Regions from separate parts of the Homo sapiens genome. Here region 2 is linked to region 1. A link is a loop called in an ENCODE intact Hi-C map of the cell type or tissue named here. Cell type or tissue: MCF 10A. All regions are shown on one strand. Links, peaks and the distances in the headings refer to the core of each region. The heading gives the core; the rest is flanking DNA. Region 1 overlaps LOC105372661 (a long non-coding RNA gene). Region 2 has its middle 170 kb from the start of KCNG1.

Region 1 (2,913 bases), core at 166-2,665:
TTCTATTTTACAGTTACAATAACCACAAGAAACAGGTACTATTATTATCTGTATTTGCTTATGGGAAAAGAAGCATTTACCATTCAAAAGTTAAATGTCTTGCCTGCAGCTCAGTTACCACTTAAGGGACAGAGCTGGGTTCCAAGGAGGATGTCTGTGGTGTTAATGTCCATGCTATTAACTCTGAAGTAGCCCCAGAAAGTGAGACCCAGGTAGGGTTGCCAGATAAACTGCAGAACACTCAGGTAAATTTGAATTTCAGGTACACAATAAGTAATTTTTTTTTTTTACTGTATCATGCAATGTTATTCATTGTGTAGCTACATTTCTAATTTAACTAGGCATCCTGTTGGTTAGTTGGTTGGTTTTTTAATTAGAGAAATGACTTATTTCACAAATTGCTATAGGAAGGGGTTGAAAGTAACATAGCAGACCAACAGTTTTAGGAGAAGTCAGGTTCAGGCCCCAAAGCTAGCTAGCTATTTATTTATTTATTTATTTATTTATTTATTTATTTATTTAAGACAGAGTTTCACTCTTGTTGTCCAGGCTGCAGTGCAATGGCATGATCTCGACTCACTGCAACTTCCACCTCCCAAGTTCAAGTGATTCTGCTACCTCAGCCTCCCAAGTAGCTGGGATTACAGACATGCACCACCATGCCCAGCTAATTTTGTATTTTTTGTAGAGATGAGGTTTCTCCATGTTGGCCAGGCTGGTCTCGAACTCCCAACTTCAGGTGATCCGCCTGCCTCAGCCTCCCAAAGTGCTGGGATTACAGACGTAAGCCACCATGCCTGGCCTCTTTCAATAAGATCTGGGAACAGTCAGCCCCCAGACAAGCACAGAGAAAATATCTATATGTCTTGGGTTCCCTTTTGTTACACCCTCCTATGAAGGAGAGGGAGCTTTCGCTAATACAAATTGGATGCCTGGAGCAGACAGCCCCATAAAAGTGAGGGATGCTTGTGATTTGAAGACTCCACCAAGCAATATTGCTGAGCACTTGAAAGCCACACTCCAGGCATGCCCACACTGGGTGGTAACAGATTTCCGAGTCTCCTCTATGAAGTGACTTGTCTGGCTTTGCTGTCAGTAGTCAGAGTAAGAAGTGCCTCACAGCCCCCATCCTCAAGTCCTAGCCCCAGTCCTGGGGCTCACTGTGACAACCACACAGTCTTTCACATCCAAACTTAGACCATTTGGCTGGTCTATTAGGATCATCTAGGGAGTTTTAAAAAATACTGATACCTGGGCCTTTCCCCAAAAATTCTGATTTATTTGGCTGGCCGGTGGTGGGAAGTGTGGGTATTTTACAGCAACTCCCCAAGTAATTCTAATGCCCAGGCAAGGGTTAAACATCACCGCACTGAATCAACCACAATAAACCAGGTGCTGGGATACCCATGACAGGGGAGAATGTCACATTCATCTGTCAAACTGAAATACGAAAGTAAACCTCACCGGGTTGCTAAAAGGATTAAATGAGCGGCTCAGTACATGCCCTGCACAGAAAATACTTGGCAAGTGTTATTTCTTTCCCAGAATCAAACACACTCACTGACATTTATTGAGCCTTTTTTTTTCACCCAGACTTATGTTATCTCATTTAGTCCTCAAAACAGTTCTATAAGGTAGAGATCATCATCGTCTCATTTGTAAGATGAGAAAACTGAGTCAAACAAAGGTGACCTCATTCCCAAGGTCATCAGCTAATAATAGTGGAGCCAGGACTTGAACCCAGGGCCTTTGACTCAGAACCCCACGCTCTCAGTCCCTTCCCTGTATTGTCTTCTTGCTGACAGAGCCCTGTAGGGCAGATGAAGCCACCTACACACCACCTCCCAGCCTTTGCCCTGACCGTTCCTTTGCCTTGAATGGCAATCTCTTCTCTGCCTCTGCAAATTATAACCTGCCGAGGAAACATCCCGCTCCTTCTGGGCTCTTGCAGACCTCACGGTGAGTGCTCAGTCATCCATTCATTTATTCTTTCTCTGACTAAGCAAACATCTATTGAGCACCTACTGTGTGCCAGACACTGCGCTAGACACTGGATATAAACACTAGAGAGTCTTTGTTGGGCCTGCCATTCCGGGATGGAGACCAAAAATAAACAAAACAAACAAATGTATAACTGCACATTGCAGAGATTGCTCTAAAGGGAACTGGGAGCTTTAGCCTGACCGTGAGCACAGAAAACCATGGGGTGGTTTTAAGCAGAGGGTTGGTGTGACCAAACTTGTTTTTCTGGCTGCTGTATGGAGGATGGATTGGCTCAGGGGTGAGGGTAGAGGCAGGGAGGCCAGAGAGGAGGCTAAGGGAAGAATCCAGGTGAGACGGGAAGAGGACTGGCTCAGTGTGGAGGTGGCCTGAGAAAGAGGATGGACATCTTCCAGAGAAGCAGCTTGCTGCCCATCAGATGGGGTGGTGGGGGGGTCATTGCCACTTGCTCTAGCCCTTATGACAGACATTCTGCAGCATTTTTTACTGTGGCTTGTTTCATGACTGTATACATTGCCTCTGGAGTAATGTTCTGAATATTTAACCATCGGTGTCATGAGGGAGAGGCCAGTATTGACTAAATCAGAACAAACTGTGACTCCAGCTTTGGGCAGCATCCCCTGCTGGGCTAGGCATTAACCCTTTAGTTGCTGGATATCAGTGAGGTCCAAGGGATCCCAGGTGAACAGCCTGGGTGGAGGCAGAGGACTCTGGGGGTTTAGGATGACACTATTTGTCAGCAATATTAAAACCAAACAGCACATGCCCCCTCAGGATGCCTCCCTACTCGATTTTAAACTTCTAGGAAGCAAGGCTAGACTTAAGAAAATCAATTAGCTAGAAATTTGTCCAACAGGTATCCCATCCCTTGCAAAGACCTGGACTTCCCTGGGAAGATGTCCAGGCTGACAT
Region 2 (2,913 bases), core at 281-2,780, 72 kb before region 1:
CCGTGGTCCATGCTTGTTATCCTGGAGGGTCAAAGGGGAAGGAGCAATGCCAGCCTGTCCAAGAAACCTGCTGAGTAAAAGCCATCCTTGAAATTTGCCCCTCGTGTTTGGTGGAGATTATTCAACACCAGTGCCATCAGACAGGCTCTTTGCCACCATGAGCTGGAGAGAACTGGAATCCCTGGGACCAGAACTCAGTGTCCAGAACAAGCACATCTCACTGAGACTTCACAAAACGACTTTCCATGATCCTTGCTTGTACCCAGGAGCCATAGACCATTTGGAACTTCTCTGAGGACAAACTCAGGCTTAATGATCCATTTTCCTTGGAAAATGGTCTCAAGGCACACAAGAGTCAATTAAAATCAGAGTCCACCAACTTGAATGAAATAGCCCTGGGCCACCAAGACAAGTCCCAAGCCTGGCTCCTACCCCAGGCAGAGCAAGCAGTAGCCTCGGGAGAAAAGCAATTATTTAGGGTTGCAGCAAGGACGTGTGCTACTATCGAGGAGCCTCTAAGTTCCCTCCCCATCCCAGCAGCCTCTGCAAACATCCAAGCTCCCGGATACTGAATGCCCAGGCGGGAGATCATTAAACCATGTTCCCCATGCTGGCCTCAGCTTTGAAGAACAGTCCACAATCACACTAATACCCAAGGTCCAGCCAGGACATAAGCTGGTCTGCTCAACCCTGACTCTCTCCCTGCGACAGGAACTGATATTTAGTGAAACTCCCAATGCACCAGCTCCACACACACCATCTCATTGAACTCTCAGGATAATCGTTTCAAGTGGGTACAGCACTGTCCCCATTTTATGGATGGTCACACTGAGGCTCAGACAGGTTAAACAATATTTCCAGGGTCATAGGGCTCGCAAATGGCTAAGCCTGGGCTCTTCAACAGCCTGCTATATTGCTTATTTCAGTGGACAAGGGCATGAGATCTAGAGGCAGGATGCCCGCACTCAAAACTGTGGCTCTTACGTTGGCTCTGTAACCCTGGGCAAACTACTTTCCTTCTCTGTGCCCCAGTGACCTCAACTGTAAAGTGGGAATCATCTTACACACGTCATAAGTATCACGTTGATTGAATAACCCACATATACTGCTTGGTACAGAGCCCAGCACTTTCTAAGGACATAATAAATATGAATTGGATATAGTTTGGGTGTGTGTCCTCTGCAAACCTCATGTTGAAATGTGATCCCCGATGTTGGAGGTGGAGCTTGGTGGGAGGTGTTTTGGTCACGGGGGTGGATTCCCTCATGAATGACTTGGCGTCCTCCCTGCGGTAATGAGTCAGTTCTCACTCTATTAATTCACATGAGAGCTGCTGTTTAAAGAGCCCGGCACCTCCTCCCTTTTCTCTTGCTCCCTCTCTCACCATGCTACACACCTGCTCCCCGTTCACCGTCCACTATAATTATAAGCTTCCTGAGGCTCTCCCCAGAGGCAGATGCTGGTGCCATGCTTCCTGTACAGCCTGCAGAACAGTGAGCCAAATAAACCTCTCTTCTTTGTAAACTACCCAGCCTCAGATATTGCTTCATAGCAATGCAAAACAGACGGAGGCAGTTCTTGCGATAACAGGGGTTCGACTGCTAGAACCCGTTTATGCCAAATGCAGCCCTGACTTAGAAGAGGAAGGCCTGGAAGTGGCCAGCGCCGTCAACACAGAGCCATTCCTCTCATCTCACCAGACCAACTAAGCGACAACCACGAAGTGTTCCCAGCTCTATGAAGGAGAGGAAGGGCACATGGCACGTTCCTGGATGTGCACACGGTACACTGGTTGCAGTCATTTAATTAAACAGTGCTACAAGGGGGCACTTTGTTTGACGGGGCAAGCTGTCCTAGGGGAAACATTTTTAAGAAAATGGCAGGAGGGCTTTTACTTTAAAAAGTCATCCTCCCTCTACTTCTACGTAAACATATATCCAAAAGAACTGAAAGTAGGGACTGGAACAGATATTTGTTCGCCCAGCACTTTGAAAGCCTGAAGTGGGCAGATTACTTGAGCCCAGGAGTTCGAGACCAGCCTAGACAACATGGTGAGACCCCATCTCTATAAAATTTATACAAAGTTAATACAAAAATTAGCCAGTGCGGTGATGCATGCACTTATAGTCCCAGCTATTCAGAGGCTTAGGTGGGAAGATCACCTGAGCCTGGGAGGTGGAGATTGCAGCGAACTGAGATCGCACCACTGCCCTCCAGCCTGAGCAATGATAGTAACAACCACCAAGTTAAGATGGTAAATTTGACGTTACATGTATTTTACTACATTAAAAAAATACAAATAAAAAACACACTTGCTAAGTAAAGAAGCCAGTCACAAAGACTACGATTCCATTTATGTGAGATGTCCAGATAGGCCAATCCATAGATACAGAAAGCGGATCGTGGTTGCCAAGGGTTGAGGGAGTTGGCACAACGGAGTGTGACTGCCAATGGGCACAGGGTTTCTTTCTTGGGATACCGAAAAATGTTCTGGAATTAATAGTGGCTATGTCTGCACTACTGTGAATGTACTAACAACTCCTGAATTCTATACTTTAAAGGAGGGAATCTTATGGCATGTGAATTCTATCTTAATATAATTGGCTATGAAAAGGAAAGTTGCTGTCGGGAAAAAAAAAAAAAATCATCCTCTCCTCTGCTCACTTTCCCCCCAGCGGTCCCTGAGCTCTTGAGGCTTGAGGCCTTTGCAAACGCCATTCTCTCTGCCTGGAACGCCTTTCACTCCCGGTCCACACCTACACCATGCGTGGTTCATACTTTCTCATCCTTCAAGCGTAAGCTTCATTTCCAGGAACCTCCCTGTCTCCGTGGGACCTGGAGTGCCTGGAACTCCCCTTCAAAGACTCACAGGCTCATATGTGTTCCCTCCTCCCAGCAGCAACACCAAGGCAA

Evidence for each region. Hi-C counts contacts between places; a loop is a spot of excess contacts. Peaks named below come from ENCODE experiments on the same cell type or tissue, not always from the same donor. Only the 100,000 strongest peaks of a DNase experiment are listed, where the experiment ranks them.
Region 2: it touches region 1 in a loop (7-fold over the local background); 1 of 110 quality-filtered maps calls a loop at or near these places.

What each region holds. Positions count from the first base shown.
Region 1 is chr20:51,121,672-51,124,584 of GRCh38, reverse strand. The region is part of intron 1 of LOC105372661 (a long non-coding RNA gene); the gene reads right to left. LOC105372662 (a long non-coding RNA gene) reads left to right here. Exons shown (of 3, transcript XR_001754668.2): 2 at 1,806-1,959. Among named protein-coding and RNA genes, the nearest start is that of KCNG1, 100 kb to the right of the region's middle. In MCF 10A, for the core only: no CTCF peak of the experiment used is centred there; no DNase peak of the experiment used is centred there.
Region 2 is chr20:51,194,111-51,197,023 of GRCh38, reverse strand. No RefSeq gene overlaps it. Among named protein-coding and RNA genes, the nearest start is that of KCNG1, 170 kb to the right of the region's middle. In MCF 10A, for the core only: no CTCF peak of the experiment used is centred there; a DNase peak (open chromatin) is centred at 1,253.